Linked DNA regions of Homo sapiens: region 2 is linked to region 1. Evidence: read pairs that join two places in POLR2A ChIA-PET (ENCODE). Cell type or tissue: endothelial cell of umbilical vein. All regions are shown on one strand. Each heading gives the region's core, and the rest is flanking DNA. Links, peaks and the distances in the headings are about the cores only.

Evidence for each region. ChIA-PET counts read pairs that join two places held together with the same protein. Peaks named below come from ENCODE experiments on the same cell type or tissue, not always from the same donor. Only the 100,000 strongest peaks of a DNase experiment are listed, where the experiment ranks them.
Region 2: POLR2A ChIA-PET joins it to region 1 with 5 read pairs; 2 of 35 experiments call an interaction of 5 or more read pairs at or near these places.

What each region holds. Positions count from the first base shown.
Region 1 is chr4:101,168,066-101,181,138 of GRCh38, forward strand. All of the region lies in intron 2 of PPP3CA (protein phosphatase 3 catalytic subunit alpha), which reads right to left. Among named protein-coding and RNA genes, the nearest start is that of MIR8066, 66 kb to the right of the region's middle. In endothelial cell of umbilical vein, for the core only: no CTCF peak of the experiment used is centred there; a DNase peak (open chromatin) is centred at 7,926; H3K27ac peaks cover 31 bases.
Region 2 is chr4:101,102,116-101,115,188 of GRCh38, forward strand. It overlaps PPP3CA (protein phosphatase 3 catalytic subunit alpha), which reads right to left. Exons shown (of 14, transcript NM_000944.5): 3 at 6,839-6,963. Among named protein-coding and RNA genes, the nearest start is that of MIR8066, 130 kb to the right of the region's middle. RefSeq lists an enhancer at 12,595-13,073. In endothelial cell of umbilical vein, for the core only: no CTCF peak of the experiment used is centred there; no DNase peak of the experiment used is centred there.

The sequences.
Region 1 (13,073 bases), core at 6,383-8,882:
GAGGGAAGCCAGAGAACACTTTAGATAGAGGCCACTGCAATAATCCAGCCAAGGTAGTGGAAGGGCTAGTGCAGACAGGGAATGGAGAAGTGATCAAATTCCAGGCATAGTTTAAAGACAGAGCTAAAAGAACTTTCAGACAGACTGTGTACAGGATGGAGAAAAAATAGAAAGGAGATGTCAAGAATATAGTTGTGTGTAATAAGATGGAAGGCAAAGTAGGAAGAACAGATTTATGAAGGAAGGTCAGAAGTGTGGCTTTGGAAATGTTTAAATTTGAGGTGTGTCTCACACAGGCAAATGGAGAAAAGTAGATAACTAGAAATATGAGACTGGACAGAGGAAAGGACCGGGCTAAAGATGAGAATATTTAGGAATCATCTCACAAAAGACAATTTTTAGAACAAGACAATAGGGAAAATATCCAAAGGCAGTGAATGTAGATAGAGGAGGGAAGTCTAAGGACTAAATTGTGGGACACTCTAAGAGGGAGAAGAACCTCCAAGGAGACTAAGTAAAAAGGACCACAAACTAAGGAAAAAGCAGGTGAGCATGGTATCCTGATAACCAAGGGAAGAAAGTATTGAAAGAAAGAGGGAGTGTCAACTTCTCAGGAGGTCCAATGAAAGAAAGACTAAAAATTGGCTGATGGCAAAAAGGTTCAGGTACTGAACTGAATAATATCTATTAAGACCATATATACGTCTCCTTAAAAATTAGTTTTTAGGAGCTATGCCATACTATCCACATGTCTAGCAAGTAAGACCTCTTATTATATCAGAAATTTACACCAGTCTTTTGTATCTGCTTACACATATGATGATACATGTGCTAAATCCACCATCTTAGCCTTCTAAAGCAATGATATAAGAATTATAATTCTTTATAATTCTATCTTCCCCTTTATACCTATTTGCTGGATGATCAATAATATGTACTGAATGAAACAATAATAAAGCTACTTCATAGACTTCAGTCACAAATGCAAACAGGAAATTGAGACGCTCACTTTTGCACAAGGGCAATTAATTGCAAACAGGAACTACAGATAAGCAGTTAAGCAATTATACCTACATACAAAGGTCAACAACCAGCCTTGCCTGTTCACTGAAGATCAAACTGAGTGCCTAGTATGGTAATCATGTATAGGCAATTTAGGAAAGTGAATATATTACCTAAATTCTAATAAAGCTCGTAAGTGAAATTCATCACTTTTACCTTCTACATGGATTTAGCACAGTGCGTAGAGAAGATGCTCAGTCAGCAGCAAAGACAAGAATGAATGGTGTGCATGCCCAAGGCTACTACAAATGACCACTCTGGCTATGTCCTACAGTACTCCAGAGGGCGCTATTTACCAGGCTACCATGTCATGAGACGTGTAGTGCAGACATGCCCAACCACCTGTGGCAACCCTGGGGAGCATCAGTCAGACTCTGACTTTTATCCTAAAGCTGAAAAGCAATCACGGTAATGGCACATATATGCTAAATATCCTTTGAGATCAACATAAACTGAAACAGGCCTAAAGAAAGAGACAGTTATTAAATGCCTACCTATGGGTTTGATTTTTACCCAGTTCTATAGGTGAATATGTTTTCAGCATCTGATTATAAGCTGCTAAAAGGCAAGTAGAGCATGCAAATGTTATATACCAGAAGAAGTAAATGCCTTTTTTTTTTTACTGCTGACTCTTATGTGATGACTTTGCAACCTTAGAGAAATCTGTAAGAAGAGGCTTCAAAAAATGCTGACTCAGAAATAATTTACAAACCATGCTTTTAAGACATGTTGGTGATTTTTATCCTCTTAAATTTGGGGAGTCAGTTTTGATTCTGAAAAGACTGTTCATTTTACAGTAAGTGTCATGCAGTATATTTTGAATTTAGGCAGCTAATTATCAGGCAAGGCCCAAGTTTTTTGGCTCTGCTAACAATTATGGAAATTTCCCCTATTTCTATAGTTTTCCATATAAAATACAGTATTTATTTGCTAGCATTTGCTGATCTTAAACGTGGTCCAATTAACAGCTGTAACACAAGATACAAAAGTGACTTAAATTACTCCCAGATAATAATTTAAGATTCTTGGCTTACCAATTGAAATAACAAAAGAAAAGTGGCCTTAGAACAAGTAACACAAAAGTCTGTAATTTAGAGCATCAAGACATTTTTTCCCACAATTATATAAAACTACATAGAAAAGAAAAAAAAAACTCCTCCTGACTCTTGTTGAAAATCTCCCATAGAGATCCAATGGCAGAATATACTGCAAAGTACCTGAGATGTTAGGCTTTAATCTCCTGGACCCTCAAGGCTATAATTTTTCCTGGTAATTCTAAAGCCACAGTTAACTACATAACAGAGAGCATCAGTCAGAATTTAAAAAGCAAAAGCAATAAACATTTTGCATGTTACTACAAATAAATAAATGGAATTTAACTAACTGGAAAGGAGTTAAGGGCTGGGAAAGAATATCATGGAAGTAGGGTGAGAGGTGAAAAAAAAAAATAACAACAGGAGACTGCCTTCATATTTGCCAAAAAATGTTCACCATGCTTGGGTCAACCTCACACCTAGCATCTCTTCTCTACATGTCTGCACTTTTCTTAGATATACCTATACTTGGATTTTACTAAGAAAAGTAACAGAATAATCACGTTTCATCTACCTTCACTCAAAAATTCTTGCCCAGCCTATAATTAATCATTCTTATCTGTTCCCCAAATATCTTAAGCTTTCAAAATTCATTCAATTTATTTAAACTCTTATTTATTGAGCACTCTTATTTACTGATACATTTACCAATATATCTGTGAAACTGACACAAATCCCTGCCTTCAAGGAGCTCGCATTCTAGTCTAGTCAAACTTATTTGGGCAAATAATCATTTTGGTATTTTTTAAAGTACTAAAATTCAATCCCATTTAAAAAGGAATTAACTAGCATCTACAGGAATACTTAAATATTTACTGTTTTACTTACTATCACATTTTTCCAAGTAGCTATCAATACTCACCCAAGGTACACAGAGAAAAGTCCTTTGGGTGGTTGTCAGTAGTTTACATTCCTTCCCTGCCATGTGTGAAATCTCCTTTCTGTGTCATTTGAAAGCCATCCGTTTTTACCTTGGTGTGTGAATCGGGGTCATCTGTGGAGCTTCTGAAAAGCAGAGCTCAATTCAGACTTACTGAATAACAATCTCCCACAATAGGAGCTAAACATGTATATTCTTTAAAGCTCCATAGTTGGTTCTGATGCATACTCGTTTATGAACAATTCTTTCAAAAAAAAAAAAAAACCCTTCAAAGAAGGTTGACAGCTTAGGTAAATACTATGGTTAAAAGAGAACTTGCCTGTGAAGTTCCGCTACATGACAATAGTAATAAAAATAATAATAGCTAAATCTTATTGTGCACTCACTGTATATCTTGCACTGTTCTAAACTGTTTCCCAATGTTCCTTCTTTCAGCCCTTCTAAAACTATTATTATCCCCATTCTGCAGGAAACTGGAACATGGAAAGGTTAAGTAACTCATGTAAAGTCCCAAAGCCCAGTAGGCATAAGGCTGGATTATGAACCCTGGCATAACTCTAGAGTGCCCATGCTCAGTCATGACTTTGTAGAAGAATTTATTCTCACCATTCATTAATTTACTAATTAATTTACTTGGTAAAAAACAGGCATAGGTATAAGAGACATAAATATGTCTCTAGTTTTCCTCTGTAATACTTACCACAAATATATGCAATTGTGTAATCTGTTTAATACCGATTTCTGCTAGGATATAAGGATTATGAGAAAATGAGCATGTCTCTCATTTACTATGTCACTGCCATATATAGCACAATGCCTAATGCATGACAGCATTCAATAAATATTTGTAGACTGACTGATTCAATGAATGAATGATAGTCTGTAGACTACAGCTGTGTATTTCTTATTAAACGAGTCATACTTGTAAATGACTTAATCCAGAGCATTAGTGCTCTATCAAAGTACTGATGGAGAGCAGTGGGAGAAAGGAAGAAACAAAATGCCATCATATCCAGAGTACCGCTTGACTCTCTCAATAAGCCCATGACAGGCAGTGGAGGTATTATTATCCTATTGTAAGGGAAAAAATCCTCAACATGAGTATGTCTAGAAATTCATGCTATATTCCCACAACCTGAGCATAGAACCAGAGAGATTGGTCCAAATCCCATTTCTGACACTTCTATCTGCGGCCTTAGACAAGCTCTTAACATTACTGGCTTCAGCTATTTCATCTACAGAGAGAATTATGTACCCATCTTGCTTCTAATTCACTGATATATTCCAAAAACTTACAAGAATACCTAGAATATAGTTGGTGCTACATTAATTACCAAATTGTGAGGTTATTTAGGACCTTAATTATGAAAACATGTAAAAAAGTATTCAGCACTGTGACTAACAGAGTTAGTCACAGTTCCCTTGTGACTAAATGTCCCCAAAATGTTTTCCTCACTTTCCTTTCTTTTAAAATCTTAAAACGAGTCTTTGTCCCCCTTCCTCATTTCAGACTCCTTTCTAAGCACATGTGGTCCCTTCTCTAATGAGTCTTAGGAGGTTTAGCCCTATTTCCATGAAATCACCTAGTTTTCTAATGCAGAGGGAAGCTGAATCTAGTTTTTAAATCAGGACAAATTCTAACTTACAATGGGAATTCATTTGCTTTCTTATTCCCACAAGACATATTAAACATAACTCTCTAAGTTCTCATTCTTTCTAAAACCCACGTCCTCACTTAAATATATTTTTTAATGATCCTGTAAAAAAAGGCTTCAAAACTTGCAATGCTACTTTATTTTCACAATTCAGACTAATAAAATCAATTAACTACAAGGCACACATTAGATTTGTTTGCACTGAAGAACAATTAACTGGACATTTAAATCCAGCATTCCCAGATTTATGATAACCCACATGTACACGGAGCTCCACAAGCCAACTTCCCTCCTCAGACTCCTCTCTACAACTTCTTCCTCTTAGTGTAAAAGTAGAGCCATTGGGCCAGTGTAATAATAACACAGCCCAGATTCTAAAGACAGATTCTGGGCACTGACAGTGGCTTTTAGGGATTAATGGAACAGGGCTTTTGCCTTTATTGGGGGATGAGGGGGTGAGGGGTGTAAGTGAAATGTCCTATAAGCTCAGGTACATTTCAATGAGGAATAGATGGATGTGTGGTAGGCAGGGTGTTTATTTGGCCTGTGGTAAGAGAGAGGCTGTGCTTGGATGTACAAAAGTTTGCAAACCTAGTGGTTCACAATTTGAGTGCTAAGGAAAAAAAAAGATCCAAACTTTAGAGGGCTTTTTTTTTCAAACAGCAAAGTGAAACACTAGGTCGTTTCTGCAATTATATCCAGCCCTAGCAATTGACATTTTTATTAATTGCTAAAATGTAACAGTATCATATTTACACTACACACTTATTCTTATCCACTAGAAAGACAGTGATGTCAGGATTTATATAGCTAGAGACATGAAAATGGACACAGAGATGAGGTCCCTCTGCAAGCATACATAAGTTTTAAATAACAGTTTAGCAAAGATGTCTTCCATCCAAATAATTTTAATTTTTCAATCAAAAAAATTCCTGATTTAGCTAAATTAATATAATAATAACCTCTCTGTTTTATATTTGGAATTTTGCATTTAAATATTTCATTAAGAAAAAAAAGAGCATGGTGGATCATGCTTGTAATCTTCACATTTTGGTAGGCCAAGGTAGGAGGATCACTTGAGGCCACGACTTTGAAACCAGTCTAGGCAGCAGAGCAAGACCTTGTCTCAACAAAAAAATTTAAAAATTAGCTGGGAATGGTGGTGGGTGCCTGTAGTCCCAGCTACCTGGGAGGCTGAGGCATTAGGATCACTTGAGCCCAGGCATTCGAGGCTGCTGTGAGCTATGACTACACCACTGAACTCCAGCCCGGGCAACAGAATGAGACCCTTTCTTAAAACAAATAAACAAACAAACAAACACAAAAACTACGCCCCCCCCACCCCGCCAGAAAAACAAACTAACAAAAAAAACCACGTTGTTAACAAATAGTTTGGAAGTTACTGAAATCAATCAACTTTATATTTTCAAAATCTTTTAATATACTATGGCTCTATTAAATATTTATGTTTTTATCAATAAGATTGTCTCCTTCAGTATTGCTTAAAATTGGCTCTTTTGAAACATGAACCTAAACGATGTATTTTCAAGGAAGTGAAACAACCACACCATTTGTTAATTTTTTCATTAAGATATCACAAAATTAATTGGGGTTAGGGAATTCTTCACTAAAGTGCAATGACTTTAGGTACACTTATTTTTAAAAGAAATAATACATCGTTTTGTATTTATGTATTCTTATAATCTGGCTTAAATATTTTCTAAAACATCTTCTTGAATTAAGTACAACATTTCTTCCTAACAATGTATGAAAGCTTTAAGTATTATGAGAATAACTTTTAGGATGACAACAATATAAAGAATATGTGTGCAAACCTAAACACAAAATTATACATATTGTAAAGTATTTAAGGGGAGCCTGTGGGTGACAATGGAGGTATCCTTCTTAATCTAAAAGAATATAAAGTCTAAGGACATGAAGTGTAAGTCTGGGGAAGGTGAGATGCTCAGTTGGCCAAGAATAGTGAGATAGGGAAAGGGAACAAAGCCTGCGGTAAGATTGTAAAGCCTGGCACTCACACAAATACCACTTACTATATGCCAGACAGCTATAAGAGCTTGACAGGTACTAACTCACTTAATCCCCACAACTCTAGGTAGACACTGAAACACAGTATACGTAACTTGAACAGTCACAGAGCTGGGAGGTGACAGAGCTGGGTTGAATCCAGGCACTATGGCTATAAAGGGGTGTACTTTGTGAAATCCATGTTCAGGGGGAAGTCAGAGGACTAAGGTAAGACTTAAAGTCCCGAAAAATATTTGGAGACATAACAAAGATCTAAGATAATCTATAATGCTAGAAAGAAAAGGTGTAAATGCCTTGAAAACAAATCCTAAAACAAAGACTAAAGAAAAGAAACAAAGAATTTTTGGAAGAAGAAGCTGGAATGACATCATCTTTGTTTCTGAAGCTATAGAAACTGGAAGGGGCCTGTAAAAGAAAAAACGTTTTACTTCTGAGAAATTAAAGGGAAGACTAAAGTTGACAGCTTGAATTAGAACTTAGGGGCTGACCTGTGGTAGACTTCTGGGAAAGAGTAATAGCCAACTATAATTGAATGAAATCAGAGAAAAGGGATCACCAGGTAATTCTTGTACCTTGTTAGCTGATGCATTTTATCAATGAGCAAATGGAGGCATAGGGAGTTGAAGTGATTTGCTCCAAGATTATTCCAGCTGGTCAGTGGCAGGTCCACCATTCCTTTCAACATACTACCTGATTTGGTTTTAGCCTTAATGTTTCTTCCAGCTGCAATGCTGTATTATAACTCTATTAGAATGTTGGTGAAAAAAGGAGCATCTAAGGAGTCCAAAGGGACTTAAAGCTATCTACGATACATGCATATTAATTCTTTGTAATTCTGCAGCTGTATACCATATTAAAAGATGTGTATGCCTGAGTCTGTCCTATATTGTTGATGAGAAAGAAGCAGGTAGAAAGTAGTGCTCTTTGGTGTATGAAACATCTTCTATTTTCAAATGGAGAGGAATTGCCAGTAAGAAACCTCAGTATAGGAGTGGAGTAGTTTGCTCTTTAGGCATAAATACAATGATTTTGATTCTACCACACAGAGGAGTTAAGTTTAAGAAACTGAAAACATTCTATTTTATTCCATTTTCCACAGGAAATACAGAATGGATATCTCTAGTACACTCCCATCAGCATTATATGGTCTCCACAAAACCTTACTCCCTCAAGTCTGAAGACATTTAAAAATAATTACGGGAGAAGATGAGGGAAACTTTCCCAGCAGTTAAACAGGGGTAGTCATGGAAGGCACAAACATCACGCCTCTCAGGTTATTACCTCTGTCCCGCTGCCAAACATGATGTAAGAAAGCAGAAGTGAGCTCTGGGTCAAGGACAAAATGAGCAGTACATTAAGGGATTGCTTTATTTAAAGGTCAGTAGGAAAAGGTCAGTTATTATGTGATCTACAGGGTTTTTGTGAGTAGAAAAACTCATGTCTATTGCTGAAGAATAACTGTTAAATGTATTAGTGTATACAAACATTAAATTTTAATACAGCCAACAGAAATTAAATTGCAAAAGCAACAATAACGTGCTGCAGAAGTAAAGTCATCACCTTCTCCATTGTTATTCGGAAGGAAATAGATGACAAACAAAGAAGGGTCGGGGGACCTGGTGCAGAGAATCCACAAGAGCATCTAGAAGACCAGAGTTCTGGGCCTAGTTCAGCACTTTCCAGCTGTGAGTGGCAGTGCCTGACTGCTCCAAGCCTCCTAATCTGTAAGGCCAGTAGCTGGAGTAGTCTCTAATTCTCTTCCAAAAGTAAAATTATATGACTATTTAGAGCAGAAAATAGCACAGAAGAAAATCAAACATTCTTCAAAGTCAAGAATTTAGCAACAGAGATTTGTATGACCAATTATCAGACATATGGGGCAAATGACTAACCCTTGAGAACAATCAAGATAGAGAAAATCACAGAGAACTGTTTATTAAATTTTAATTACTGTGACTAAAATACAACTACTGTGAAGCCCCCCCAAAAAACCACAGTGAAATGTGACAAACACCAATAAAATGTGACCAATAAAATATCAATAGATATACGATATACTAGGATATTTTACTTAAAATTCCTAAATCCATTCCCTTTTCACCATGCTTTTTTCTATAGCCACAACATTATTCAAATTAAAAAGTAGTCAATTCACATATTATTCATATGAGAAGAATATAAAAGCATGCATATTTAAATAAGAAAATGTTTTTGTGAAACAGGCCTGCTATATTTTAAAGACAAAAGAAACACATGTAGGAGTGGAAGTTTCATTACGTTAACGACAGAAATCATTCTGGATATTGAAGTACTCACAAAAATAAAACTAGTGGTTTTAAAATGTTCAGGAATTCATCATATGGTGGGAAGTTAAATCACACAATAACAAAAGTTGAGGTTATCTCTTACTTTGACACAGAGGTGTTTTTAAAGGGTAGCAGGAGGAAACCCTGATTAGACTAATCAAGATATTCCCTTTGAAGTCATGTAACATATAGTTGGAGTAAGAAATGCATTCATAGAATGAAAACCAACAAGGGCTTTGAGATCACCTAGAATAACCTCTTCATGAATTACAGGAAGACATTGTCAGAACTGGCACAATCTCTCGGGATTCCTGATTCATAGTAGTCCTGTACTCTCATCACTTTTAGACAATAGTTTTCACTAATACTATTATTTTCACCCTCCTTTTCCTGTTAAGCTTGGGAAAAAAAGGGATTATTGTAGTTCAGTAATGTCAAGAAGATCCTAAACAAAACAACTATACTTTTACTTGGAACCAAAACAAATGTCAAACAACTCATATGAGTCAAATGAAAAGTGGAATTCAGGTGCTAAGAAAGTACATCAAACAAAGTAAGAAAAGGTTTATATAAATTCTATGAATTGAATTTTTGAATTTTCTATTATAAATTATTTTAATTGTTTCTGATTTACATCAGAAGGGCAAATATGAAGTAAGTACTGAATACATCAGCAAATCTTTGATATATCTTACCAGGAATGACTGTTGAATTAAGCACAAAAAAAAAACACAATTCCTATAACAATGACTATCATTATCCAGAGTACACTACTATATACCAAGAAATATTATTTTTTCTGTTTACTAAATATAAACATATATATCCATCCATTTACAGAAGGTTTCAGTGAATATATGTACATAGATCAATTTTAGTGGTAATAAGTGATATTTTTTGGTCACTGAGTTCCTACTACATATCAGTTATTACGTGAGGAGCTTTTCAACATTATCTCAAGTCTCACAGCACTGTAAAGTAGAAATTATTTCAATCACTTGCACAGAAGTTTAAATGAGGAGCATGTTAGGTAACTTGTGGGCAGGATTAGAGCCTATGTCTGTTTTATTCTAAAGCCAATGATCTTCTCACTAGGTGGCAAAGCATTACCCTTAAAACATGCCCATTACACATAAAATGCAGTTGTTATGTGAAAGAATCTAGAACACAAGCATGAATCCATGTTTCAGTTTTACTTTATATGCAAATATTCAGATTTTATTTGTCAGTAGCATGATGAATACTTAACAGTTTTAGCATTAGGCCTTGATTAATTAAGCAAAAAATCAAAATCTGCTCCAAAAAAGACTTACCTTTACATCTGAAATTTTTATTTAAAATCATGGTCATACTGCCCCTGAAAATAATGTATTCTATCTAACAAATATAGTCACACTGTCTCCCATTGACCTCTACTGGACAGACTTTTGGTACTGTGCTCCCAGAGTCCTTTGACCAATCAGGATACATATTTTGCTAAAACCCTTCCTCTCTTTGCCTTTACCATTCTAAATTGCATAATTATCCAGAGTAAGTCAACTCCGAAACCTCTAAAGGTCTATCCTCAAAAAGGCCATGTCTATTCCCATCATAATTTTACCACTGGTCCCTTTCTAGAAATAAGCATTTACATTTGTCATGACACCTAGACATCACTAAATCTAACATAAAACCCTCAAGTTGGTAAGTGTTCTTCACACAGCCCTCATATTAATGGAAGTGTTACTATTGCCCCTCTTGTCCTAATTCCTCAGATTCAATCCAACCACACATAAACCACCTCTGACAAATCCTTTCCTCATCTTCAAAACTAGCATTCCCTGGTCACTCTTAGTCAGCAGATAATTATTTCTATGACCCCTGGCTAACTCTCAATGATTCTTATTTTGTCTGTGGAACCTAAGTCTATTGGTCAAATCAACTGTTTCTTGTTATCACCAATCTTACAAATCCCTTCATCATATTTGACTCCCCACAATTTTCTTCTCTTTCTTGAACTATCTCTCGAACGATCACCCACTCCCCCTCCATTTCATCTCACTCTCATCGTAGAAAACAAAAGAGGTGTCCAGGTCATCACAAGTCCTCATGTAAGTGTAATATTGGTTCCTAGAGTGGTTCCTAGAGTGCTAGTTAAAGAAAATAGCTACAGAACTGAGCCTAGATTTCATCTACACTACTTTTAGGGAGAGGTTTGCCACCCTTTGGATACCATCCCAAGGAAATTATTACCTTGCTGAAAAAGTTAACTGAAAAACAGTGGGTTATCTACCCACTGCTGAAGCAATTCACTTTGTCCCTGGACACCACCACCACTGGTCTCAATTTGGTGATTCATCAAATTAATAGAAACTCAGCATGCTGTCTTCCATAACTGCATCATCCTAGACATGATCCTGGCTGCAGAAGGGGGACTTGTGTAATGGTTGGAAGCCATGCTGTCTCTTTGTCCCCAGCAATCTATCTGATGTTTAAAGAGGTGAAACAAGTAATTTGTCTCATCACTGCCATCAAGGTGACACCAGTGACTTCATGCTAAGAGCAACTGGACAATACTGAATGAATATGCTTCGTGCAGTACTTATTTCAGGGTAAATACTTAATAAATACAAATTCTAAAAATATTTTAAAATATTTGAATCAAGATAATTTGTCAATCTTAATGCCTATTCTTCCATGTCTAGAAGAAATGTTTTCTTACAATTTTTCACATCTAACTGACCCACTCCACCATCACTGTCCTAAATTTCTAATGTTTTACTGTATTAATTTCTGAAGAATCACTCAGGTCTACATTCAAATACAAACATACTCAAAACCTACATGTAAAATATTATTTATATGAAGTCACCTCCATACTGTTAGTGCAGATAGTTATAATCTGCACTTGTAGTACATCATTCTGTAGTCACCCAAAAATGATAGGACCATGATTAATGCACCCAAAGTTATATGTGCAAGTTGGCCAACATTAAGAACATGTGGTCACATCTAGCAGAGATGAGCAGAGGTGGAAACTGGGGACCTTCGAGGCATAGTACTAGGAAAACCTAATATCCCTGTTTATCTGGAACAGTCCTGGATTAAATGTGCTGTGGTAGTATAATTAGTAACAGCTTCCCTGTTTACTTTCAAAAGTGTACCAGTTTGAAGGATAAATTGTAGTATCATCCAATTTGGCACCCATAATTAACAAGTGGGTTCTACTCATGATCTAAGAATTGGTAAAAAGCTAAAACATAGCTATGGGTCACTAGGGAGCTAGCAAAAATCATAACTGAGACAAAAAAGGACAGACTGTGAAAATAAAACCACTCTCCTTGCAGGCCATTTTTAAAAGGCCTGCATGTGAATCCACATTTAACCTACTGCCTGTGGACATCTGACAGTTAAGTTGTATTTCCTATTATTTATAATTGTATGCCTTAAATTTATTCTGGAAGTTGACCTTCCCTGATAATTACTGAAATTTCTTATTTTGAATCAATAATTAGCATTATATCTTACTACAGTAACCCTGGTAATAGAGAATTCACCAACAATATTCTCATACTGGGAATTTGAGAGCTACCCATAACCTAAACTAATGGTAAATTAGGTTTACGGGTCATGATGATGTTAGGGTAATAAATACTGCTTTGGCCAGGCGCAGTGGCTCACACCTGTAATCCCAGCACTTTGGGGGGCCAAGGAGGGAGGAACACTTGTGGCCAGGAGTTCAAGACCATCCTAGGCAACATAGTGAGTCTCTACAAAAAAATAAAATTTAGCAGGGCATGGTGGTGTGCACCTCATTAGCACACTATATTACTACATAATAGTCCCAGCTACTTAGGAAGTTGATATGGGAGGGTCGCTTTAGCCCAGGAGTTCAGGGTTACCGTGAGCTATGATTGCACCACTACATTCCAGGTGAGTGACAAAGCAAGACCCTGTCTCTAAAAATAATAAAATAAAATAAAATAGAATAAGTGTTGCTTTGATAATTTTTTAAAAATATTTAAGAATGTTAAAATAATATTGGTAA
Region 2 (13,073 bases), core at 5,494-7,993, 67 kb before region 1:
AATGATGCAACATACATGTAATATCCCTGATTATTTAATGGATGTAAAGTACCTAGTATATGACAGGAGTTGAGGAAATATTAGTTCCTTTTCTGTAAATGAAGAAGGAAAGAAAGGAGGGAGGGAGGCAGAGAAAGGAAGGAAGGAAGGAAGGGAGGGAGGAAGGGAGGGAGAGAGGGAGGGGAGAGAAGCAGGGAGACAGAATGAGAAATAGAAGGCAGAGAGAGAGAGACAGAGAGAGAGAGAGAATATAACTCAATTTCTAAATTCTTGGCTCAAAATACCCTAAAAATAAGTCTTCTTTTCACATTTTATTTCCTTCTTCCCTGTAACAAGAATAAAATATCTTCCCAAACATTGACTAAAACCACAAAGGCAGCCAATATGGAAGAAGTGGCATGGTAAATGAAAGGGCAAGGGTGGACTGGAGGTGGAGCCCTGCCAGCATTCTCCCTCAACATCTGGTGGGAGAGAGCTGCCAAGTACAACACTGTCTTGCCGGCAACTATTTTACCATCTAAAGCTCTAACATTCTGAAGAACTGAAGATCTTCAGCAAATCATAACCTGATAGTTTTTTAAAAAAGGGAAGTCTCTTGTAAAAAAAAATCACAATCAATGAAAGCAGTGAAATACAATTAGTTAATTGTTTATTTTTGTCTATGTGGTATCAGATGGCTAACTTGAATCAAATTTTCAGTGAATTAATTGGTTAAGGTAGAAACAAAGGGCTGTGTTACACTGGCCTTTTCTGCATGGTGAGATGTAAATGAGGTGCGCTAATCACTTCAACTGGACCGCTATTGTCTTTCTATTCTGACTCTTAATTAAACAAATATTTACACTTTAAGGTTAGTTTAGGTTACTCAATATGAAAGATGGAGCATCCTCTATTTTTAAAATTAATTTTTGCCACAGACATAGCTTTCTCCTGTTTAATTTTCTCCTATCTTCCCCAATGAAGCAGCACTAAGAATATAATTTTCTTCGTTAATTGGTTCACTGATAATAATAGTGCAATAATTTACTTTGTAATTTATGCTTTTAATGATAAGTAGTCTTGAAAATTGCATAGAGAAGTAAAGAAGGATGTAAAAGAGGAAGCAAGGAAGTAAAAAAGAAAATGGACAGCTTTAGGTACATATTAATCAGCTCTTTAAAGTAACTACTCGTACTGTGAAACATTCCAATCAAAAGTGCTGCCTCTCGATCATCAAACTAAGTAAAGGATTTGCATCAGTTGGGAAAAGATCCAAACTCCTGAAATATCAAATGTAGCTCCTCTAAGACATCACTTGCCTGGTCTGACAAGCATGTAGACAGGCAGCAGTGGAAGAGCAATGCACTATATAGACGACTGGCTACAGGGAGACAGCCAGGCAATTTCTTCTTCATGTCTGTGGCATTACTCTGTCACCTAACATCTCTTGTTGTGCCACTTGCTTGTTATTCTCAGGCAGAAGCATGGAACATTGTCTGGTTTGCTGTGGTTCATTCTGGTCTACGAATTCACAGCTAATAAACACAACACCTCTTCACACTTAAACTTGTTGAGGCCTGGAGTTGAGATCTGGATCTAAGTTGAGAAGCCAGCTCAAGGCAGTGTAGTGCAAAACGGCTAGAAAGGGAGTTTGAGGAAGTGAATAGAAGGAAACAGCTGTGCATGCCTCTGTTTGCAATTCTAAGTTTTTCCTTGTGTTCTCAGAGAAACACACTCAGCCACAGACCTATATATACACATATGCTTGATCAAAGAGATTAGGTACTGTAATGCAATCATCGGCAAGAGCAGTATTTGGTGTAAGACAAATTATTACTCAAAACAAAATTACCTCTTTCATCACTACTCAAAAGCTTGCTTGTCTTATTTGGGCTAACTTTGTGGGAAATGATTTCTAATTTTGGCAAAAGGAGAAGACTGGGGTGGGGGTAATGCATAAAATGAGCTCTGTGTACTGCCCAGAGCACATTACCTAGTGCTTATAAATATACCCAGCAGAGACTGTTTGAAATCTGAAATTATCCTTCAAAGCTGACTTGGTAAAAATTAAACTGAAGTGCTCCCCTTTGCCCAGAGGATAGCCAAAGGAGAATACCTGCAGTGGAGCCCTGAATTATTGAGATGAATTGAGATCCTTTTGAAGCCTGTTAGGATAATACACGCTGGAAAACTGAGCTCTTATTTTAGGATTTTTCTTAAAACAACAGTATCATACTCACAGAGAACATTTTATATCTAATGCTTTGATCTTCAGATTATATAGATAGGGAGAAGGCTGTGTGTACGTTTGTTCATGCATGGGTGAATATAATAGTGTGTACCAGTTTCTGCATTACTGATTTTTTTTTTTCGTGGTGCTTTGTGGTACATGTAATGAATATACTATGGCAAAGGCCTGGGGTTAGTGGAAGAACACAGGCTTTGAATCCCAGCACTGCCATTTACCACGTGTGACCCCCGAGCCTCAGTTACTGCACTCATAAAAGGAACGTATTTACATGTTCCTTGCAAAACTGTCAAGAATAAATGAGGTCATTCAAACTATTGAAACAACAGCATTTACAACATGCTAACAATGTCAGTTTCCTTAATCCACAATAAAAAATCCTTAAAGTATTTTCAGTAGGTACATTTTATATAAATGTCCATGCTATTTTACATACGATATCAATGAGCCATTCCAAAGCCTCTCAAAGGTCACAGTCTAATCAAAATGGAACATTTCACATATGAGTCATTTTGTCATTTTTGTATGTATGTGGCAAGTCCCTGGGTTGTAGTCTCAGACTCTTGAAGTTTAATTAAAGAGCTGTTTTTGAAGATGAGGACTCCAATACATGCATCTTAGAACTTTTAAATGCCCCATAATTCCTACACTTCATATGTCACCAACATCCAGTTTGATCCTTTGCTTGAATTTCAAAAGGAGCATACTAAACAAAACATAGCAAATTTCATAGTTCAAATATCTAGATTAATTGTAGACTTTAAAAAAATCTGCTGAGGAACAAATTAGTAAACTGCTTCTTGACGTCTTTTTTTCTTTTTTTTCCTTTTTTTTTTTTTCTTTAAGATGGAGTCTTGCTCTGTTGCTAGGCTGGAGTGCAGTGGCATGATCTCGGCTCACTGCAACCTCCGCCTCCTGGGTTCAAGCGATTCTCCTGCCTCAGCCTCCGGAGTAGCTGGGACTACAGGCGCATGCCACCATGCCCAGCTAACTTTTGTATTTTTAGTAAAGATGGAGTTTCACCATGTTGGCCAGGATGGTCTGGATCTCTTGACCTCGTGATCTGTTTGCCTCAGACTCCCAAAGTGCTGAGATTACAGGTTGAGCCACCACACCCAGCAACATCTTTACTTAAAAAAAAAAAAGAATTCTAAAATGCTCTAATTAGAAAAAGTTTAGAAAATTTCAGGTGGTTTGAGGACAGAGATTCAGAAGCCTGCACTCTTCAAGAAAAAAAACAAAAAACAAACAAAAAAAGGTAAATAAAGAACAATAAGATTAAAGAATATTATCCAAAGATGGAGTTGGTGGCACAAAGAAGGAAAAGTCCAACTATGCCAGCTGTTACTCAAGCCACACATGATGTAGTATCGTACTTTATTATAAAATTAATAAGCAAGTGTTGTGACCTTTGATTACCTTTAGAAAGATAGGAAGTTGTGAAAAGTCACAAATGTTATAATAAAAAAAAATTTCCAACGCAGCACAACATCATTTGACTGACAAAAATAATCACTCCAACATGATAGTCTTGGGATTTCCTCACTTAGAATGCAAGCTTCAAGGAAAGTAGGATGCCTATTTCATTCATCCTGAAAAACTTTATTAGGAGTGCTACAAATGTTAAATGAATAAGATGAATTTAAGAGTTACTAAAATAATTTTTAAAATATTCACTTAGATTCTACATAACCCAGGCCAGAATACAGGTTTGCACACTTTGTAATCTGAGCACTTTGGGAGGTCAGGGTGGGAGAATTGCTGGAGCTAAAGAGATGGAGACCAGCCTGGGCAACTTCGTAAGACCCTGTGTCTACTAAAAATAAAAATTAACTGGGCATGGTGGTGTGTGCCTGTAGTCCCAGCTACTTGGGAGGCTAAGGCGGGAGGATCACTTGAGACAGGCAGATTGAAGCTGCAGTGAGCTATGACTGTGCCACTGCAGAGAATGAAGCCACAGTGAGCTATGACTGTGCTACTGCATTGTAGCCTGGGTGACAGAGGGAGACCCTGTCTCATTTAAAAGAGAGAAAAGAAAGAAAGAAAGAAAGAAAGAAAGAAAGAAAGAAAGAAAGAAAGAAAGAAAGAAAGAAAGAAAGAAAGAAAGAAAGAGAAAAGAAAAGAAAAGAAAAGAAAAGAAAAGAAAAGAAAAGAAAAGAAAGAAAGAAAGAAAAAGAAAGAAAACATTCTATATAACCCTAATTCAAGGAGAAGAGCAGAAATCCTTGTCCTCCCATTGCTGTTTATTGCCTACCACAGTCTTCCTTAATCCTGGCCACATACGAAATCACCTATGGCCATATCAGCAAACTGTGGCTCAAGGGATACAAGTTGAAGGAATTGGGCCATTTCTGGGAAACATCCTTAAACAAGAAGATATACCCTTCTCTTTCTCCCTTTCCTCCTTGTTGAATATTATGTGGAGAAATGATGGTTGAAACTGATGTAGCCATCTTGGGTTACTAGTTTGTCTGTGGAATGAAGCCATGAAAATCAGAGCAAGAAAGCAGATGGAGCCTAGGCCCTGGCACCACGCTGTGCCACATCAGTCTTGGATTGCTGTCTGTGGGCTTTTACACACAGAAAAATATCTATCTTGTCCAAACCACCATTATGTAGGGGTTTTGTTTTGTTGTTGTTAATCCTGGCAGACACCAGTCCTAATGTGATATAAAGGTCTTACAAAATTAGTACTCAATTGCTTTTCCATCAGTTAAGCTGGTCAGGCTGGCCCCAAGAACAAAAAAACAAGGTTAGCAGAGTTCACTAATTTCTTCCTCTGTACTTTTGCTCACTTTAATTTCCTTCCTAGCTAAAACTTACTTGTTCTTTGATTCAGTCTTCCCAAAACATGTGTGCTCTCAATATTCTTTCACTTTTCTCTAATCCAATCACACTTACTATTTTGTATCTCCTTTATCACAAGGTTTTAATAATCCATTTAAATTACTGACCTCTGGATAATCACATATTCCAGGCTTCTGATTCTAAACAGATTTTTATGGTTCTGTTTTGCAACGTAGATTTAGGTTTCTAGAGAGCAAGAATGTATGTTACATTTCTTTAAATTCCTCACAGTCCTATTCATGGTGCATATACATTTTATATGCTTGACCATACTTGTTTATCAAATGGAGGAAATACCAAGAATTTAACTTCTCTTTTGGGATTTATATACCATCACCACTCCTTCTTCCCTCATCATCACCAGGAATAATTAAGAAATCTGTGATCTTTAAATGCAGACGGTATTATTATGTTGGCGGAAATACATATATGTCTACATAAACTTTTCTGTGTCTGCGTGTAGTCAGTGACTAAAGGTGAATTAAATAACCGAAAAATAAAACTGATATAATTGTATAAACAAAAGCTGTTTAAGGATGACATGCTTTTCAACCTTAAATATCCCTTTAGCAAATAAAACACTGAAATAAAAATTTTGAAATATAGAATGTTTTTCTATGATTATTATGAATATATGATGTTGGTGTGAGACAATAATGTTGATTTCTCTCTTTAATTAAGAATAATCATTTTCCTTTTTAATGATCTCTTTTGATAGCCCATGTCAGCTACTATACATGAGGTCTGATTCTTTAAAACTTATTCAATTTCAAACCACTTCTTTCAATAAATTATTTATTAACACACCGTGTTAGGCACCAGGAAGAACAAAGATATGAATAAAACAAGGTCTCTGCCTTTATTTTGAATGTAGTTTTACTTACCTAAAGCAGATGCAGATGGGAGGCTGTGGAAGAACCTCTATTCAAAGGTTATCTGTTTTGTTTTAATTAATGAGTTTGACAAATTACCCTAGTTAGATGACAGGTGCCAAAAAAGACAAAATACAGCAGCTGTAAGTGTACTCACACATAGACAACCACAGACAGAGACACATGCAGTTTGCTATCAATTTACAAAGGTAAGTTACTGTCTCACAATTATAAGGCATAAACATGCAAATACATTCCTGCTTATTTGATCAACATTGATTATTTCTTTCAATGGAAAATGGAATTATTTATTGTAAAGCAAAACGTAATTTTTGAAAATTTGCAAATATATAAAATGTACAAAAGGCAAAATCTTACTATTTACCATTTTTTGGCATCTCTATTAAAAAATATGGGAATCACGCCGGGCATGGTGGCTCACGCCTGTAATCCCAACACTTTGGCAGGCCGAGGTGGGCGGATCATCTGAGGTCAGGAGTTTGAGATTAGCCTGGCCAACATGGTGAAACTCCATCTCTACTAAAAATACAAAAATTAACTGGGCATGGTGGTGGGCGCGTGTAATCCCAGCTACTCAGGAGGCTGAGGCAGGAAAATGGCTTGAACCCAGAAGGCAGAGGTTCTGCTCACTAGCAGAGATCACGCCACTGCACTCCAGCCTGGGCGACAGAGTGAGACTCCGTCTCAAAAACAAACAAACAAAAAACACATGGGAATCAACTGAAAATATAATATGTAATATCCTATGAATTAAGTGAATTAAATTTCATTGTTAGAGGTTTCCATAAGGCAATAACATTTACTGCTTTTATTTTTTTGAGATACTGTTAATCCATAACTGAACAGCAAAGAAGACATGATGTAGACTTACTTCAATACTGAAGTACCCTCTGTCAACATAGTCCCCTAAGAAGAGGTAGCGAGTGTTGGCAGGAGATCCCCCGACTTCAAAGAGCTTCATCAAATCAAAGAATTGTCCATGAATGTCCCCACAAACTGAAAGAAACAAAATTCATTTTATGGTCATATTATGTTAGGACTTTGAATTAAATAATAAAATTACAAAATTTTAGAACCAGAATTAATTTCAAGTTTATCTGAGCCAAAACATTCTTTTGCAGAACAAGAAGTACGACAGAAAAGCTAAGTATTTTGCTCAAGTTTCCAAATTTAATTAGTGGCAAACTTGGCTCTAATGTCTGAGTCCACTAGTATACAGATTAACTAAAAAAAAAAAAAAAAAAAAAAAGAAGAGAATAATAACAATAATGGCTATCATTGTGCACTTAAAAATTCTTTATGAGACGCTGCCAGGATGTTTACACACATTTTTTAATGTAACCCTAAAAATGCCATGAGATATGTTTTCATTTTGCAGGTAAAAGACGACACCAAAGAATGGTTCAGGAATTTGGCATAATCTATGTACAACTGAGGTCTGAATACATGGCCACTACACATTACTGCCTCCTGAAGAGAAAGAAATGTAGATATGTATCATAAAACCTGCATTTCACTGAATCTAGAATGTTATCCATTGTAAGACACATCATTAGTTTACGTACCACTAAGGCAAAAAAAAAAAAAAAAAACTCCAATTAAACTTAAATTATAAAGGAGCATTTTTACAAAATGTTAAAGTGAAAAAAACTACAATTATTAAAAGCTGTGACACATAATACAAAAAAAATTACTGGGAATTGGTATTTCTTAACATTCTCACTTTCTCTTTTAAACCAACTTTCTTGGAAGAGCTATTTTGTCTCTTTTAAAAACTCACTTATTTAATACTTATTTCGTTTCCACTTTCAGAACTCTAAAAATAATATTTTTATCTCAGTTATACAGATAATGAAATAATATAGCTTAGAGAGGTTATGTGGCTTGGTAGGGTCACTCCTAAAAATAAATGACCCAGGGCTTAAATTCAGATTCACCTGATCCAAAGCTTTTCCTGTCAGCCACCACATTATGGTATCTTTGATATTTTTATGTATTTATACTAATATATATGTGTGTATGTGTATATATATTGTGTAATATTTTAAAAATTTTGTGCTTGAATGGTGAACATGATGTGGCTGCTTCTGCAACACTAAGAGTTACACAGAATGAACGCATTCGTGAATAAGAAATCAGGAGGCCAAAAGTAGATCTTAACACATTATATCCTGCAATTACAAGCAAGTTATTAAAATGTTTTAAATTTTATTTCCTTACTTGACAAAAGATCATAGAAAAAAAGAGTCAAGTGGGTTCAATGATGAAATAATTATAAAACAATGAAATAAAAATGTTACATGCTATAAATTCCTGTCTTTACTGTCAAGAATTAGCTACTAAGAACCCACAGCACTATAAGCATGAAGTAGGTACAGGTGGATTCCATTTTAGAATGTCTGCACTTGGTAATCTTAAATACTAACAAAATGGCTGTAAATAACAAGGATCTTTACTACTAATGCATCCCTTTGGTAGACTCCAATCATATAGCTTCTTCCCTCTCTTGAGCATGAGATACACAGTAGAAACACCAGAAACATATTCTTCCATTTTTGAAAAAATATGTTTTAAAACATAGTTTATAAATAATTTTTTTATTCTTAGAGCTGAGCAAATAAATCCATATTCTGAGGCATTGAGAAGTTGGTTTGTGAGAGACATATGTGCTTTCTTGTAATCATATGTGATATCTAAACCAAGGGGGAATAAATAGAGAACACTGGATGGGATGGTCCAAGCATTGCCAGGCATGGATGCCAGTACCTGCTCTGGGGACTTCCACAGCTATAATTGGAGCTGTAAAAACTAACATAAATAGTAAAACACTTCTTAAAACTTTTATATATTTTATATATGTGTGTACATATAAGATATGAGCATAATAATTTTAAAAATATCCATCTTAAAAACTTAATTAGCACATTTTTGTTACCAAATTTTTAAATAGGCAAGGATAAAGCTTATTAGCTAACAAGTAATAATATAATTACTCTTCTACCTATGTATCTATTGAAATTATAGTTGGTATGGATTACTTATCACAAGCACCACTTTCTCTCAAATTGTAGGAAACTTTATATCTGTCATACATATGACATGTTTCAAACCAAAAATTACAAAACAGAAAATATATGGCTGGAAACCATGCCTTCACGTGCCCTCCATTAGGTTTGGAAGTTGAAGGAAGGAACTTCAAGGAAACAAATTATGAAGCAAGACATTTCCTTGCAACGAATTTTATGCAGCCCTTCACATGTCAATGGGTGTGACGCTGACACTTTGTATAGCCCATGTCTTGCTACTGGCTCTCTCCCTCTCCTTGCTGCCTAACAGAGAGGTGAGGGTCAAACATTTGTAAGTTAAGCTCAGGGACAACAGGAAGCCAAGTGAGGGGCTAAGACATAGGCTTCAGACATTATTTGGAATCTCTATGGCAAGTTTAACAGTCATATTTTAGGCTGTTATTAAAACATCCCCAAGACAAAATGGTTAATCAAAGGCATTAGAGGCGGTGTGGGGTATCATTTAAAGGCCTAGTCTCTGGATCCACACTACCGAGGCTCCAACCCTTGCTGTATTACTTACTATCTGAGTGAACTTGGACAATTTACTCAACTTCTCTGAGCTTCAAATGTATTTATCTATAAAATGGGGGTGATACTGGTACCTTACATTATTGGGCTATTGTAAGAATTAAATGTGTTAATATCGTAACAAGCTTAGAAGAGTTTCTGGAGTCTAATAAGAATTTAACAGATGCTGTATCAAAATGGCATTTCAAAATGGCTGTATTTAAAATGTCAAGGTCCCAGACAGAATAGAACTCCGGTGCTTGGAGGTGGGAGGAATAAGGAGTGGAAGGCATTCTGGAGACATTCTAAAGCATCTTCTTCCTTTCTCTCCCCTTCTAGCTTCTTGTATCTTTTTTACTCTTCCATTTTAATTCCTGGCCATGTCTGAAGATTCAAGGATAATTGATTTTTACCTCTGTATATGTAAATGACATAAATACCAAGACATTAATTTAGGTTGTAAACTGCGGGTTAGGCATTAAGCAGTTATAGACACTAACATACAACTGAAGCATAATCTGGCAGCCAGAATGAAAAAAAAATGTCTCTAGACAATGCAAATATTATAAGGATATTTTTTCTTTTGCTTAAGTATAGAAGTACATTATCATGAATTTAGTTTTACAAAAACAAAATTAATCTCTTCTTCCTGGTCTATAATAACTTTGTGATAAGAGATAATCTCAATGATTTACAATATCACTGCAATAATTGGATTTTGGCTTGATGATATAAAATAGAAAAAAGTAATTGCTGTAAACTCTGCATGGAAAACAAAATACCCTGAAATCTAGCTACACATATCATCACACTGTCACTGACTTTACCTTAGAATAGCCATAGGTCTGCTATAGAAAGACCACCTATCATAATGTTCAGTAAAGGAAAATGACGTGCATATAATCATAGAAAAATTCAAAGCCCAACAAAACAGTAACTCAAAATAAAACATAATGGAAAAAATGGAGGTATTTTCTTCCTCGAATTTTCATAGGCTACCTTCCTTTCATCCATAAAGTCTCACATACACGTCACATGCTCAGTAAGGTCTTTCTTGACCATCCTGTACAAAGGAGCAAACTCCCTCCACTATCATCCTTCACAGTAATTATGCCACAATTAGCATTATCTAATTGATTTATTTGCATGCTTGTTTCTTCTCTGATTCTTCCCACTGAAATATAACCACTGCTAAGCTGGATAACTTGTCAGTCTTGTCCGCCATATCCCCAGTGCCTAGACACTTGTGTGCCCAGGAGGCACACAAGAAACACCTGCTGTGCTAGGATTATTCTATTGGGCCTACGCTATGCTTAATTTGAAAATCCTCAACTAAGAGGCCAGAGATTTTGAGATACCCTTGTGATTGATAGAGATTGACAAGTTTGTGGAGTTTGCTTTGATGGAAACCAAAGGCCTTCAACTTATCTGAGATTGTGCTTATTTTAAGCCTTTAAGTCACAGGTTTCAATACAGTGTGCAGCAAGTCTGGGGTAGAATGTGGAACCTCCATACATCTTATGGTTGTTTTCCCACCTAACTCTACATCAGAACCACTTGGAGAGGTTTTGAAACTACAGATTTATGGGCCCTGAATCAGAATCTCCAGAGATGCAGATTCACTAACAAGCTCTTGGATCTATCCTTACCTATTCAGTATTACTAAATACACCTATGCTTTTGAGCCTCTCATAGCACACACAGCCTTCATTCTGTGTACTAGTATGGTCCCCCTCACAGGGGCTATGTGTGGAGGAGATGAACACTGGAAAGGCAACCTCTTTCATTGCTCATTCTAGGTTGCTGTGAGATTAGGACTTCACTATTATATGAAAGAATCGTAAGTGATTGATGGCATCTAGGAAGGAGGGATGAACCTAAGAAGGCTGATAACACCACATGTCTTTGGGTATTTCATTGTATTTATTGCTCAGGCCTTGGATATTTCAGCTGTAAGATAAGGGATTTATCCTTAAGTCCTATTATCTCATTCACCATTTTGATATCAAATTTCAGGAAGAAAGTGGTCAACATACTAAAGTATCCAGGAGATACCCAAAAGGATGGAGGCTGGGCCCATGACATCACACAGAGTAAAGGCTTGCCTGGCTATAATATTCACTTACTATTGGTCCCCATCCTCCATCTTCTTGGTTACCCAAGATACTGGTGTCCAAAGAGCAGCACAATATGCCAATGCCAACTGATAATACAAGCTGTCTGCTTGGTTGCTCAGGGCCCCCAAATCCTCAGGAGGCTAGGTCCTTTTTTCTTCTACTTTACTTGGCCTTGACAGCACTTCTTGAACAACCAGGCTCTGACAATTTTTTTGCCCTTAAGGCAAGTTCACACTTAAATGCTTCCCACATTCTCCTGGCTTCCCATTATTTGCTTCCTATTCCTAATTAGAATGCTGGTGGGTGGGGTACCCAAATACTTATGATGTTTAAAAAGCATCAAAAACATAGATGCACAATACAAGTATTTAAAACACTCCTAGCGCTCTATGAAAATATCCATTCATCTGGCTGAATATTCCAAAAATTTTATTATGTCTTCAGCAGGTTATTAACAGAACTGTATATACTTATGTCAGAAATTTAGAGAGTTATAGCATTTAACAAAATGAACACATTAAATATATTGAAATAAAACATAAGTTTATTTTTCTGGAGCATTACTATTCATATCTGTTAGCAACCTGATATGACACAAATATTGATGGTTATTTTCCCTGTGAGAAATAACCTGTCATTTGTTTTGTACTGGAAAAGTAAGAACTATCAGATACACTGAGCTGTTTAATCTATTTGGTGCAATTAATCTAATATAATCTATCTTGGTAATTTCCCTAAGTCGGGTCACTCAGCAGTTCTGAATATCGCTAATCTAAACAAACGGTGGCAAGAGTGGCCAATATCCTGTGATGTTTATACACTATCACTTATCTCTTTCTATCAGAAAATACATATCTTCTGCCTAAATAATCAACTACTAATTAAGGCCTAAGCAAACAATTACTTTTGCATAACTGCCTTTTAATATTGCTTCCTTCCCTCCATTAGCCCATTTTAAGCAAAACTTTATGGGAAATAATTTTCACAAAGGAGTGGTGCCAAAGACTTTTGATCTAAGTTGAAGCATTTTGAGGTTTGAAATAGGAACAGAAAAATAACATGCAGAAAGTATTTGTCTTTATTTCTTAGGGAAAGGAAGAGCTTCCCCCAACCCCAATATCACTGTTGGAAAGCTATAAAGCTTTGAAATCACAGGCATGGGGGTTCAAGTACATACAAACAAAACATAAATATTAACGTGTGTGTCTATGTGTGTGTATAAAGCCACCCACCACAAAGGAGGAATTCAGAGACTAATGGGTGGTGTGGTAGTCCAGGAGTCATTAAACAGAAGTTCAGGACTTTACTCACTATAGATTACAGCAAAGTAGTGCTGATGAGAGAAAAATAAGAACCAAGGGCAGTGACAAGGGACTCTTTGTAGTTAGCTGAGTAAGCTCTTGCAATACACAAA